Regions from separate parts of the Homo sapiens genome. Here regions 1 and 2 are each linked to region 3. Evidence: chromatin contacts called from ENCODE Hi-C or POLR2A ChIA-PET data. All regions are on one chromosome and are shown on one strand. The core of a region is the stretch at or near the end of the contact, and the rest is flanking DNA. Distances in the headings are between cores, read along the strand shown. Region 1 holds the start of DAPK3 (death associated protein kinase 3). Region 2 has its middle 10 kb from the start of ZBTB7A. Region 3 holds the start of HMG20B (high mobility group 20B).

Evidence for each region. Hi-C counts contacts between places; a loop is a spot of excess contacts on that map. ChIA-PET counts read pairs that join two places held with the same protein, here RNA polymerase II (POLR2A). Pooled maps may share reads with other maps.
Region 1: a map with no recorded cell type shows a loop between it and region 3 (8-fold over the local background). The contact joins the promoter of DAPK3 here to the promoter of HMG20B in region 3. A Hi-C loop is called at or near these places in 2 of 168 maps with a recorded cell type or tissue (both CD8-positive, alpha-beta T cell), 6 of 37 single-sample maps with no recorded cell type and 9 of 50 pooled maps. POLR2A ChIA-PET finds 5 or more read pairs at or near these places in 3 of 52 experiments (Caco-2, WTC11 and activated CD8-positive, alpha-beta memory T cell).
Region 2: a pooled map shows a loop between it and region 3 (5-fold over the local background). The contact joins the enhancer-like site here to the promoter of HMG20B in region 3. A Hi-C loop is called at or near these places in 1 of 168 maps with a recorded cell type or tissue (CD4-positive, alpha-beta memory T cell), 5 of 37 single-sample maps with no recorded cell type and 13 of 50 pooled maps.

What each region holds. Positions count from the first base shown.
Region 1 is chr19:3,968,111-3,972,951 of GRCh38, reverse strand. It overlaps DAPK3 (death associated protein kinase 3), which reads left to right and starts at 1,853. Exons shown (of 9, transcript NM_001348.3): 1 at 1,853-2,031; 2 at 3,123-3,278. The coding sequence starts at 3,217. RefSeq lists silencers at 1,869-1,998, 2,987-3,281 and enhancers at 2,170-2,801, 2,802-3,431.
Region 2 is chr19:4,075,176-4,079,336 of GRCh38, reverse strand. No RefSeq gene overlaps it. Among named protein-coding and RNA genes, the nearest start is that of ZBTB7A, 10 kb to the right of the region's middle. RefSeq lists an enhancer at 1,528-1,707. Within about 2 kb of position 1,301, at least 30 of the 41 ENCODE cell types and tissues checked have a DNase peak (open chromatin) inside an H3K27ac peak, as active enhancers do.
Region 3 is chr19:3,569,473-3,574,193 of GRCh38, reverse strand. HMG20B (high mobility group 20B) reads right to left here and starts at 1,250. Exons shown (of 10, transcript NM_006339.3): 1 at 1,200-1,250; 2 at 847-902; 3 at 394-502. The coding sequence starts at 884. LOC124904618 (a long non-coding RNA gene) reads left to right here and starts at 377. Exons shown (of 2, transcript XR_007067101.1): 1 at 377-1,649; 2 at 2,539-3,407. RefSeq lists silencers at 984-1,073, 1,094-1,143, 1,164-1,303 and enhancers at 1,484-1,573, 1,468-2,035, 2,036-2,604.

The DNA.
Region 1 (4,841 bases), core at 604-3,103, 400 kb before region 3:
TGCCCTGCCACTTTTTTTTCTTTGAGATGGAGTCTCCCTCCGTCACCCAGGCTGTAGTATAGTGGCATGATCTCGGCTCGCTGCAACCTCCACCTCCTGGGTTCAAGCAATTCTCCTGCGCTAGCCTCCCGAGTAGCTGGGATTACAGGCATGTGCCACCAGGCCTGGCTAACTTTTGTATTTTTAGTAGAGACAGGGTTTCACCATGTTGAGCAGGCTGGTCTTGAACTCCTACTTCAAGTGACCTGCCCGCCTTGGCTGCCCAAGCTGTTGGGATTACGGGCGTGAGCCACCACACCTGGCCAACCCATTGTACGTTGAAAATGTAAATAAAAAATATAAAGGCCGGCTTGTGGCTCACGTCTGTAATCGCAGCACTTTGAGAGGCCGAGGCCGGCGGATCACAGATATTGAGACCATCCTGGCCAACATGGTGAAACCCTGCGTCTACTAAAAATACAAAAATCAGCTGGGAGTGGTGGCGTGCACCTGTAGTCCCAGCTACTCGGGAGGCTGAGGCAGGAGAATCGCTTGAACCCAGGAGGCAGAGATTGCAGTGAGCCCAGATCTCACCACTGCGTTCCAGCCTGGACGATAGAAGGAGACTGTCTCAAAAAAAAAAAAAAAAAAAAAAAAAGGCTGGGCAAGGTGGCTCATGCCTGTAATTCCTGCACTTTGGGAGGCCGAGGCGGGCGGATCAGGAGGTCAGGAGATCGAGACCATCCTGGCTAACACGGTGAAACCCTGTCTCTACTAATAAATACAAAAAATTAGCTGGGCGTGGTGACGGGCGCCTGTAGTCCCAGCTATTCGGGAGGCTGAGGCAGGAGAATGGCGTGAACCTGGGAGGTGGAGCTTGCAGTGAGCCGAGATTGTGCCAGTGTACTCCAGCCTGGGTGACAGAGCGAGACTCCGTCTCAAAATAATAATAAAAAATGAATTTAGGCCGGGCGCAATGGCTCACGCCTGTAATCTCAGCACTTTGGAAAGCTGAGGTGCCGGATCACCTGAGCTTAGGAGTTCGAGACCAGCCTGGGCAACATGGTGAAACCCCGTCTCTACTAAAAATACAAAAATTAGCCGGGCGTGGTGATGGGCACCTGTAATCCCAGCTACTTGGGAGGCTGAGGCACGAGAATCGTTTGAACCCGGGAGGTGGAGGTTGCAGTGAGCTGGATACCGCCGCTGCACTCCTGCCTGGGTGACAGAGTGAGACCCTGTCTCAAAAAATAAAATTAAAAAAAAAACAAACCTGATACCTCCCAGTGTTGTCAGTTGGCACATACTATGTCTCAATAAAATGCTTGCTGTTACCCTCTATTTTGAGACGAAGAGGGACCCTGTGTATGACAACCCCAGATTGACCTCATTTGCATTTTAAGTATTTAGAATGTGGGTAACAGTTTTCAGTGGAGGAAACTGCCACATAGGGACTAAAGCAGTCCCAGGGTCCACTCCAGGAGCTGCCAGGCGCGCTCGGCCACAGGTGAGCCATCCATTCGCCCAACCGGTGCTCCAGGAAGGCAGGAAGCGGGATGCAGGGCTTCAGCCTCACTTCTCGCAGCTTCAGCACCTGGGTCAGAGGAGAGGCGGGCGGGGCGATGAAGGGACCGGAAGTCGGCCTTTTTTCCGTCCGCTTGACCAGCGTCGACTGCAGCCAATGAAATCAGGGATGGCGAGTGTTCAGCCAGTGGTGAGGCTGCATCCGGGTGTGGGTGCCGAAAAGGCAGCTGGGGGCGGGACGTCGAGGTGCGGCACGAGCGGCGGGCGCACCGGCCAATAGGCGGCGGGGTTCGTTTCCCGGGGGTGGGCACTGGCGGGTGCGGTGACGTCGGCGCAGGCGCGTCGCGGCGGCAGGGGCGCGGGGCTTCTGGAGGCGGCGGCGGTGGCCAGCGCGGCGGCGCCGGCCGTATTCTCCGGGCTGCGGAGGGTAAAGAGCGGGCTCGGGCCGAGGCTGGAGGGCTGGGTGGGGCCAGAGCGGCGCTTCGGGGGCCCGCGGAGGACGAGGGAGGGAGAGAATCTGAGGAGCTGGTAGGTTTGGGGACCCATCTGGGTGACCGGGCCGGGGAAAGGGCTCGGCCGGGCGTGCGAGGGGCGTAGCGGCCCCAGGGATGCTGGAGCGGAGCCTTAGGGATGGGCAAGGCCTTGGGGGCGGGGGGAGGTTCTGCAAAGGGAGCCACTGGGGTCTGCCTAGGGGCTTGTGCGGAGATTGCGGGCGAGAAGGGGCAGAGGACGGTGGAGGAGACTCAGATGGGGCCCTTTTTGGCGGCCCGTTTTGGGGGGTAGGGGAGACGGCGGTTGGGGGACTTTGATACATGGAGCGTGGAGGAAGAGGTTAATCTTGCGAGGACAGTGGAGGTCAGCGGGGGAGGGAGGCAAAGTGGGCTTTCAGGAGCGTGGAAGGCGTCGTCCGGTTCTTGGAAAATTCAGAATTGGAGGGAGTCAGAGATGGTTGGGGGTGGGCGGGGGTGTTCCATCGATGAGGGTCTTAAGAGACCTGCCGAGGGCAAGGACCAGGAGGGGTTAAGGTAGTAACTTGGGAATTTTGATCGGAATGGCAGCACTTTGGGAGGCCTGGGACGATCGCTTGAGCCTTGGAGTTCCAGGCTGCAGTGAGCCATGATTGCACCACTGCACTCCAGCCAGGGCGACAGAGCGAGACTCCTTCTCAAAAAACAACAACACCAACAACAAAAGAAGTAGACTTGAGAACTTCGTTAAGACATTGGCCAGGGAGTAAGGTAGCCCTGGGATTTGAGGTTGAGGAGAACGTGCAGGAATGGTGGGGGATTTTGGCTGAGCAGGTTGAGAGAAGTCTAGGAGTGAGAGGCAAAAAAAGACGCAGGCAGCGTCGGGGAAATCAGAATTATGTGTCTGGAGAGAGTTTTGCGGGGTGAAGGTGGCCCAGTGGGGCTGTTACCAAACTTTTGAGTGGTTATGGGGCTCTAAGAGGTGACATGACAGGACCCAGCCCAGTAAACACAGCACCTCTTTTTGTCGAGTTTGGAGCTTCAGAGTGGAGAGGTGGGAGGCTTGTGTTTGCTGGACAGGTCTGTCCATTAATCTAGGAGAAAAGGGTGGTGTCTCAGTTCCTCACTTCTGTCTTTCCCTGTCTTCTCCAGGGTTGCCATTAGGGGACTCCTGAGGTCCTATCTCCAGGCTGCGGTGACTGCACTTTCCCTGGAGTGGAAGCTGCTGGAAGGCGGACCGGCCGCCATGTCCACGTTCAGGCAGGAGGACGTGGAGGACCATTATGAGATGGGGGAGGAGCTGGGCAGGTGAGCTGTCTGCCCGCACGGCTGGGCTCCAGGGATAGGAGAGAGGCGCTGTGGGGTTTTCTGAACAGCAGCTCTCCTTTCCTGTTCTTTATCCTGTATGCTGAGAAGGAATGAGTCAGTATCATGCGGTGGGGGAACGAATTTGGGCCGTGGAGTCAGACAGCCCCGGCTGTGAATTCCTGCTTGGGAATCCTCTGTGTGTTTCCTGTGGGGAGAAAAGTAATTGAGCCGTTACAGCAGCCAAGACCGTGCCTGGCATGGGGCACCAGAGCAACAGATGCCAGCTGCTTTTGTTATTAAAAGATGTGTCTTCTGCCTGGGCAACATAGCAAGACTCCATCCCTACAAAAAATAAAAATGAAAAAAAATTAACCAGGTGTGGTAGCTCATGCCTGTAGTCCCAGCTACTAGGGAAGCTGAGACGGGAGGATGGCTTGAGCCCAGGAGTTGGAGGAGGCTGCAGTGAGCTATGATCGTGCCACTGCACTGTAGCCTGGGCAACAGAGTGAAACCCCATTTATTTAAAAAAAAAAAAATCTCCCTGTGTTAATCCTCTTTTGTGGGAGGCACTTTAGTTTTTTTGCCCAGCTCTTGGATGTTTAAAGTGGGGGGAGGGAGGGGCGTGTCTCCCAGCTGGGCCCAAACCTCGGTCAATTGTTTAACATGCTTGTGGGAAAAAGCAGAGGTTTCCTCTTCCAGGGAGGCAGCTGATTTCCTGCCTGTCTGGGCCTTGGAGGGTCCCCCTGGGGCCCCACCCCCTCCAGACTAGCCAGGCACCACTAGGCCCTGCCTCCTTTTGTAGAGCCTCCAGCCTTATTTGGTGAGTTTGCTACTGGCCAGCCTCCCTGGAGCCTCCCCATGATGTCACCAGAAGGGAATGTAAATAAGTGAGCTCTGTGTCAGGCTAGGGAGAGTGCTGCAGGCTCTTTTGGGATCCTGAGGTCCCTCCTTCAGGAATTTCCTCGTTAGTGGCAGAGAAAGCATGCTCCCTCCTCCCCCTTCTCATGCTTCAGTGTTGACCCCTCCTGCTAGGGGTCGTTTGGCAAAAGTCAGCAAAATTCAGCCAAATTTCTTTTAACTCGCCGATTTCACCTCTAGGAATTAATTCATTGGAAAACTGTACATACATGGATGGAATGACTTAAGACTGGGGTAGTTGCTAGAACGTTTACCAGAATAACAGCCTTTTTTTTTTTTCCTTGACACTATCTCATTCTGTCGCCCAGGCTGGAGTGCAGTGATGCGATCTCGACTCATTGCAGCCTCGGCCTCCAGCCTAGCCTCCCGAGTAGCTGGGATTACAGGAGCCCGCCACCACCCCTGGCTAATTTTTGTATTTTTAGTAGAGACAGGATTTCACCATGTTGGCCAGGCTGGTCTCGAACTACTGACCTCAGGTGATTCACCTGCCTCGGCCTCCCAAAGTGCTGGGATCACAGGCGTGAGCCACCGCACCCCGCTGGGAACAGCAGCCTCTTAAATGGCCTTCCCCAAACCACTGCATCAGGGCTGGAATAGGATGCAGCTTGTAAAAAGAACCAGGCAGGGCCAGGTGCGGCGGCT
Region 2 (4,161 bases), core at 52-2,551, 510 kb before region 3:
CATGCCTGTAATCCCAGCACTTTGGGAGGCCGAGGCGGGCAGACTGCCTGAACGCAGGAGTTCAAGACCAGCCTGGGCAACATGGTGAAACACTGTCTCTACTAAAATGCAAAAATTAGCCGGGCATGGTGGTGGGCGCCTGTAGTCCCAGCTACTCTGGAGGCTGAGACACGAGAATCAGTTGAACCTGGGAGGTGGAGGCTGCAGTGAGCCGAGACTGCTCTGCTGTACTCCAGAGTGAGACTGTGTCTCCAAAAAAAGAAAAAAGAAAAACAAAAAACCACTGAACTCTATACTCTAAATGGGTGAATTGCATGGCATGTGAATTATATCTCAATAAAGCTGTTAAAAAAAAAAAAAAAGAAAACTACCGCCCTCTCACATTTTGACACAGACTAACCGCCTATCTCTACCGAGATATGTTATTGATATTGACATGCAAATGGTCACTCCCCTATCCTGTCTGACCAGCACCAAGCACCTGCCCCACCTTGACTGGGCCCTGTGGGGGTGCTGGGGACAGGGAGGTCAGTGGGTCCCAGTCCCTGCTCTTGAGTGAGTGGCTCAAGCCCCAGGCCCCCACCAAGCAGGAAGGACCTGAGGGTGGGGTGGGGATGGAGGTGGGGTGGGACAAGGCCATGCCCAACTGAATTTCCAGCCTGGATCTGCTAGCGGACAGAGCTCCAGCCTCCGCTGGGGGTTCTGGGGGACAGTGGCTCATCCCGGGCTCGGGACTCGGGCAGCCCGGAGCCTCCTTCCCGGTGGTTTCTGGGCCAAGGGTCTCTCCCTGGCCAAAGGAGCGGCCGACATCCTGTTCTGCCTGGGAGTTGGCCCCGCCCCCTCCCACGGGGACATTATGGGATGGTCCGCGGTGCTGGAGGAATCTTTGAACTTCCCAGCGCCGGGTGGGGTGTACGTGATTCTTAGCCCCACTTTTGGGTAACTGAGGGGTTCAGGAAAGGAGGCTCAGGGATAGTGGGAAGTTGCTTCTCCCACCCAAGGTCACACAGGGAGAACTTGACCTTGACCCCATGACCTTGACTTCCAGGACCCCCCCCCCCCCCCCCGCCCCGGCCAGGCCAGAAGAAGGTCAGGAAGGTCAGGAAAAGGAGCGGCAGGTGGTGGACCCCTCCCCGGCCCCCGACTTAACAAGGCCACCCTCCCCGGCTCTGTCCATCTCTCTGTCCCTCTTCTCCTCTCTCTGTCCCCAGCCCTGAAAGTGAAACCGGTGATACCAAAGTGAAACGGAAGCTCCGGCCCCCGCAGCCCAAGCCCGGCAGGCAGAGACGGAGAGAAGGAGAGGGGAACAGGGGCCAGCCCACGTGGCAGGTGGGCTGCAGGGAGGGAGGACTCCGCTCTTTAAATTGCGGTGGTTCTTAAAAAAAGAACAAACCCAGGAGGTCTGGCTGGACCAGAACCGCAGCCATGATCTCCCCTCCCACAGCCCCGCCCCCACCCCTGAAGTCTGGAGTCTTCAGCTCCACACTGGGGGTGCCATGTTGAGGATTCTGCACAACTGGGGGCTGGGGGAGAGGACAGACTGGCCTTGTCCATTGTTGGGAGGTCCCGTGGGGTGAGGGTGACCCTTGGGGTCCATCTCCAGGGTCCAGGAATCACCCCAAAGTGGGTAAAGCCTGGGGCCAGGGTCCCCCCCTTATCCCAGAGTAGAGACTGTCTGCTTTGGACAAGGGGGTGCCCAGGGGTGGTGGTGGAGGGCAGTGGATGGCTGAAGTCCTGCCTTGTCCAGGGGTCACTGGCCAGTGGCTTTTCTTCTCTGCAGAGCACAGAGAGGAGAGAAGTGTGTGGGTGCCTTCTACAGCGAGCAAGACTGAAGTTAGACCCAGGCTAGAATTTCAGCCCCTCGGTGTGGTGGACACTATGGGACCTGATCAACCTCTGGGGTGGGTCCGTCCTGGGCACTGCAGGGTGCTGAGCTGTGTCCCTGGCCTCCACCCACCCCCTCCCCAATCACAACACCTAAAAATGTCTCCAGATATCACCCAGTATCGCCTGGAAGGAGGCAGAGTCACTCCAGATGAGACCTCCTGAGCTAAAGGGTACTGGGCCACAGAGAGAGGTAGAGACTGGGCCCTGAGCCATGACCCAAAAGGCAGCAGGCCCTGGGCTTTGGAGCTCTGTGGCCAGGTCCTGAGAGGTGCCTGGGAGGCAGCCATCCAGTCTGGAAGAGAGGGGGTGGGGCAAGAGGCTGCCTCTCAGTTGCAGAGAGGGAACTGGGCTTGGTAAAAACGGGGCAGAAGGGACCCATTGCAGATGGGAATTCTGAGTGGTGTGGTGGACACGGATCCAGTCCCAGCATAGCTACCAAGGCTTCTGTCTTCTGGAACAAATAGAAGTCACCTCTTAGCAGCTGCCCAGGTGAAAATACCCAGGCACCATCTCCCCAACCGCTATGAATTCAGAAGCCATGGAGAAATCAGCAGCTCAGAAAGTATTTCTCCCAGGCCGGGCACGGTGGCTCACGCCTGTGATCTCAGCACTTTGGGAGGCCGAAGCGGGTGGATCACCTGAGCTCAGGAGTTCGAAACCAGTATGGTCAACACGGTAAGACCACATCTGTAGTAAAAATACAAAAGTTAGCCAGGTGTGGTGGCACACACCTGTAATGCCAGTTACTCAGGAGGCTGAGGCAGGAGAATCACCTGAACCCGGGAGGTGGAGGTTGCAGTGAGCCGAGATCACACCACTGCACTCCAGCCTGGGTGACAGAATGAGACTCAGTCTCAAAAAATAAAATAATAAATAAATAAATAAATTGAGATATAATTCACATACCAGAATATGTACCTTTTATTATTTATTTATTTATTTATTTATTTATTATTTTTTTGAAACAGAGTTTTGCTCTTGTTGCCCAGGCTGGAGTGCAATGGCACGATCTTGGCTCACTCCAACCTCTGCCTCCCAGGTTCAAGTGATTCTCCTGCCTCAGCCTCCCAAGTAGCTGGGATTACAGGCACCCACCACCATGCCTGGCTGATTTTTGTATTTTTAGTGGAGATGGGGTGTCGTCATGTTGGTCAGGCTGGTCTTGAACTCCTGACGTCAGGTGATCTGGCTGCCTCGACTTCCCAAAGTGCTGGGATTCCAGGCATGAGCCACCATGCCCGGCTAATTTTGTATTTTTAGTGGAGATGGGTGTCGTCATGTTGGCCAGGCTGGTCTTGAACTTCTGACCTCAGGTGATCCAGCCGCCTCGGCTTCCCAAAGTGCTGGGGTTCCAGGCATGAGTTTGTCCTTTTTTTTTTTTTTTTTTTTTGAGACAGAGTCTCACTCTGTTGCCCAGGCTGGAGTGCAGTGGCGCAATCTCGGCTCACTGCAACCTCCGCCTCCCAGGTTCAAGCCATTCTCCTGCCTCAGCCTCCTGAGTAGCTGGGATTACAGGCCCACGTCACCACACCCGGCTAATTTTTTTTTTGTATTTTTAGTAGAGATGGGGTTTCATGATGTTGGTCAGGCTGATCTCGAACTCCTGACCTCATGATCCGCCCGCCTCAGCCTCCCAAAGTGCTGGGATTACAGGCGTGAGCCACCGCGCCCAGCCTTGAGCCTGCCCTTTTTAAAGGGTGCGATTCAGTCATTCTCAATACATTCACAGACTTGTGCAACTATCACCACTATCTAGTTGCAGAACCTATCACCCCAGAAAGGAAGCCCCATCCCCATCGGCAGTCACTACCCATGCCCCTCCCGACCCCGGCACCCACGCATCCCCTTCCTGCCTCTGTGGCTTGGCCTGTCCTGGACATTTCATAGAAATGGGATCACACGCTGTGTGGCTTTTTGTGTCTGACTTCCCTCACTGAGTGTGAGGTCCTCAGGGTTCATCCACGCGGTGGCCTGAGTCAGAGCCTCCTTCCTTTTCATGGCTGAATTCAGAACACTTTAAATAAAGTCCACAGCCTGCACCACGGCCACAAGTCCCCACTGGGTGCCCTCTGGCTCCCAACTGCAGCCACTCTGGGCACCTTGGCTGTTCCTCTCACCTAGGAAACATACGGAGGTCTTCAGCTAATTCTATCTTCATTAAGATGTCTGCTCATGGCCGGGCGCAGTGGCTCACCCCTGTAATCCTAGCACTTTGGGAGGCCAACATGGGTGGATCACATGAGGTCAGGAGTTCGAGACCAGCCTGACCAACAT
Region 3 (4,721 bases), core at 1-2,500:
CCAGGGGTGAGGGGATCTGAGGAACTATGGGCCGAGGTTTGAGTACAGGGTTGGCGTTGACTTCGGTTGTGGGCGTGGCCTCTGCTTGGTGGGCGTGGTTTTCTGCTGGAGAACGGGCCCACAGGACCAAGGGGAGGGTGCCGCCCCCAAGGAGTGGAAGTGGGCGGGACCTTAGAGTGGGCAGAGCTGGCATTGTGCGGTGGGCGGGGCCTGGACTTAGAGTGGCAGAGGACCTGTCAGGGGCGTGGCAGCTGGCACGGGGCGGGGTCTCAGCTTCCAGAGGAAAATGGGCTGTGGGCGGAGCCACAAGCAATTCAAATCCAGCCTGGGGCGGGGCTTCGAGGCTGGGGCGGGAGCCCGGGGCCTCCCCCAGCTCAGCGCAGGGACTCTCACCTCCTCCTCGTGGGACCCCTTCTCGCCCGCGCGTGGACCCTCGCCGCGCTCTTGCTTGACAGTCACCACGAAGCCCCCATGCTGGCCCGGAGCCTTGCCGCCCGCCGGCCTGGAGCCAAGGATACCGCGGTCAGCCCCGTCCCAAGAATCTCCCCTCCCCCAAAAGCCCACCCCAGGGCGTTTTGACCCCCGACGGCGGGGCTGCAGCGAGAGTGCATGAGCCCGAGGAGGCAGGGTCTGATGGGGTCAGTATCCGGGGAAGGTGGGACAAGCGGGGCTCCTGGGAGGGACTGGAGGCCGAGGTGGGGGGTGCAGAATTGGGTGGAGGGAGAAGCCCCCTGACCCAGGTGGGGGAGTCAAGACTCCGGCGGGAGGGACTGGGTCAGGGGTTCAGGAGCTAGGGCTGCAGCCGGGAAAGTAGCGAGGGCGTGGGGAGGGGATCAGTGCACTCACGCGGCGGCCGCGCCGGGCTGCTTGGGGCCGTGGGACATGGCCGCTCCGGGCCGGACCTGGAACACGGACGCGGGCGGAGGTGAGTAGCGCCCGGGCTGCCCGATGGCAGACCGCGAACTGGGGTACCCCGCGATGGAGAGCCCCGGGATGCCGGGCCCGGAGCGCTGGGGGGGCCGGATCCAGGGGCAGGGAAGTCCTCGAGGGCGGGCGCCCCAAGAATCCTTTGTTGGGCGATTGCCCCCCCCGGGAGGCCTGGGCCGGTTTCCCCCGGGCCAGGAAAGACCCCGGCCCGGCCCTGGGACCCCTGCACCCCCGCCCCCTCTCAGGGCCCGGAGTTCCGCGGCTGTTTTCACCTCCAAAGAAACTTTCCCGGACCTCCCGACTGCGCGACGCTCCAACCAACCGCCCGCAGCCCGCCCCCGTCGGCCGCCCCGCCCCTCCCCGCCCCCGGCATGCTAATGAAGGCCTCGGCGAACGGTCCCATTGGGTGAGACCTTCCCCCCGGGCGAGCCCATGCAGATACCGATCGGCGCGCCGGCCGGCGATTGGTTGGGGAGGTTGCTGAGTCGCGTGGGAGGTTGGTAAGGAAGGCTGCGGGCGGTGCGTCAAGTTCGGCTGCGCTCGGCCGCGCTCGGGACCAATCGGGAGCGAGTGGCGGACTTGCCGGGCGGAGCCTCTTAAAGGGCCAGTAGGAGAGGCGCGGACTCCTCCTCCCTCTCTGAAGGCAAGACTCCCAGCCGCTGCCGGATGGGGCGACCGGCGGATCCGGGTCGGGCCCCGCCCCGGTTGCCATGGGGACGGAGGTGGGTTGCTAGGGTTAAGGTCCTGCGAGGCAGTCCCCAGCCCTAGGCAAGGTGGGACCTGTTCTTAACATCCTGCAAAACCTAGCGGAGAAGTTTCCTATGTATTTACTCAGTTTAGAGCCCCCGACGTCCGGATCCGAGGGCTTCTGGCCATAGGGGCTGCTCTCCCTCTGGGGTCTCGGCTTTCCCCCCTGTGCAACGGGGACATCACACGATATCCAGGACAGAGAGACTGGGATGCTGGGAAGCTGAGAACTGGGTGTGGGTCAGGCAGGGGGTGGGGTTGGGAGCTGGGCTGGAAGTGTTTGGGGAAAGATGGTGGTGAAGGGAGATGGCAAGGACTTCGTGAGGATGGGTCAGGAGGCTCCGCTCTGGTGGATCAGGGACCTCCCAGCAGCAGTCTAGGCTTCTGGCCCAAGTTGGGGCTGCTCACCTCCTCTTTTGTTTTTGAGACGGAGTCTCACCCTGTCGTCCAGGGTGGAGTGCAGTGGCTGGATCTCGGCTCACTGCAACCTCTGCCTCCCGGGTTCAAGCAATTCTCTGCCTCACCCTCCCGAGTAGCTGGGATTACACGCGCCTGCCACCACGCCCGGCTAATTTTTGTATTTTTAGTAGAGACAGGGTTTCACCATCTTGGCCAGGCTGGTCTTGAACTCCTGACCTCGTGATCCACCCGCCTCGGCCTCCCAAAGTGGTGGGATTACAGACGTGAGCCCCCACGCCCGGCCCACTTCCTCTTCCTCAAGTCCGCTTAAATGTCACTTGCTCAGCCAGGCCTTCTCTGATTTTTTTTTTGCCTCCATAAGTCGGCTTCTCCCTGTGGCCTGCCTGTTTGGTTCACAGCATTGCCCATGGTGGATGCTCAATACACATTCATTGAATCCTTCAGATGTCTAGGAGGCAGATGCAGCTGCTTTGGAAAACAGACTGGCATTTCCTCAAAGGGTTAAATAAATGTGGAATCACCATGCAATTCAGCAGTTCACTCCTAGGAATATACTCCAGACAACTGAAAACAGGTGTTCAAACAAAAGCGTGTACACAAGCGTCGGTAGCAGCGTGATTCATAATAGCCAAAAAGTGAAAACAACTCAAACGTCTGCTAATGATGCATGGATCGATGACGGGATATATCCTTACAACAGAATATTATCCGCCATGGGCCGGGCGCAGTGGCTCACGCCTGTAATCCCAGCACTTTGGGAGGCAGGCGGATCACTTGAGGTCAGGAGTTCGAGACCAGCCTGGCCAACATGGTGAAACTCCAGTTCTATTAAAAATACAAAAACTAGCCAGGCGTGGTGGTGCACGCCTGTAATCCCAGCTACATGGGAGGCTGAGGCAGGAGGATCCCATGAACTGGGAGGCAGAGGTTGCAGTGAGCCAAGATTGTGCCACTGCACTCCAGCCTGGGCAACAGAGCAAGACTACGTCTCAAAAAAAAAAAAAAAGAATATTATCAGCCATAAAAAAAAGGAGCGAGTCTCTGACACAAGTCACAGCATGGATGTACCTAGAAGACATCACACTCAGTGAGAGACGCCAGACACAAAGGTCACACAGTGTGTGATCAGAATGTTCAGGAAAGGCCCATCCACAGAGACAGGAGGGGGACGTGTGGGTGCCAGTGGGTGGGGAATGACCACTGAGAGGGATGCGGTTTTCATTTGGGTGATGAAAGTATTTTACAATTTGATTTCAGTGATGGCTGCGTGACTCTGGAAATATATTACAAACCATGGAATTGTATGCTCTAAATGGGTGCATTATATGTGAGTTAAGTCTCAATAAGCCCATTGTCCTAAGATGCAGCCCGGGGCTGAGGAAGAGGAGCTGGCCCTGGAATCTGGACGGTTCCACACGCCAGACCTGGCTCTGTTGCTTAATCAGCTCTCTGACCTCCCAGGCCTCCCCTGTGTCTCTCTGCTCACTTAAAAATAGTCTAGGTGAGGCTGGGTGTGGAGCCACCCCTCCCGGCCATAGTCAATAACAATTTAATTGAACATTTATTTTATTTTGTTTATTTATTTTATTTTATTTTATTTTATTTTTTTGAGATGGAGTCTTGCTCTGCCGCCCAGGCTGGAGTGCAGTGGCACCATCTCGGCTCACTGCAACCTCTGCTTCCCGGGTTCAAACGATTCTCCTGCCTCAGCCTCCCAAGTAGCTAGGATTACAGACATCCGCCACCACGCTCGGCTAATTTTTTTTTTTTTTTTTTTTTTAGTAGAGACAGGGTTTCACCATGTTGGCTAGGCTGGTCTTGAACTCCTGACCTCAGGTGGCCGCCCGTCTCGGCCTCCCAAGGTGCTAGATTGCAGGGGTGGGCCACTGCGCCCGGCCTTTTTGTTTGTTTTTTGTCATTTATTACTATGATTTATTTGCCAGTTTTTATAGCATGAAGCCAGGAACAGTATACCAATTTATAATCCTAGAGGTGGAAGCTCTCCATTAAGGATGACTTGCCTTATAATTCTTTGGTTTTCTAATTAATTTTTATTATGCAAATCATGTTCACATCCATTTCACTTGTACAGAATTAAGGAAGTGCAGCTCAGACCTCTTTAATTTCATTACATTTCCTATCGTCAGCTTATTGCTTTTTTTTTTTTTTTTTTTTTTTTTTTGAGACAGAGTCTCGCTCTGTCGTCCAGGCTAGTGTGCAGTGGCGCGATCTCGGCTCACTGCAAGCTTCACCTCCCGGGTTTACACCATTCTCCTGCCTCAGCCTCCCAAGTAGCTGGGACTACAGGTACACGCTGCCACGCCCGGCTAATTTTTTTGTATTTTTTAGTAGAGATGGGGTTTCACCGTGTTAGCCAGGATGGTCTCGATCTCCTGACATTGTGATCCACCCGCCTTGGCCTCCCAAAGTGCTGGGATTACAGTCGTGAGCCACTGTGCCAGGCCTTTTTTTTTTCTTTTTTTTTTTTTTGAGATAGAGTTTCATTCGCCCAGGCTGGAGTGCAGTGGCGTGATCTTTGCTCACTGCAACCTCCGCCTCCCAGGTTCAAGTGATTCTCCTGCCTCAGCCTCCTGAGTAGCCGGGATTACAGGCACGTGCCACCAAAC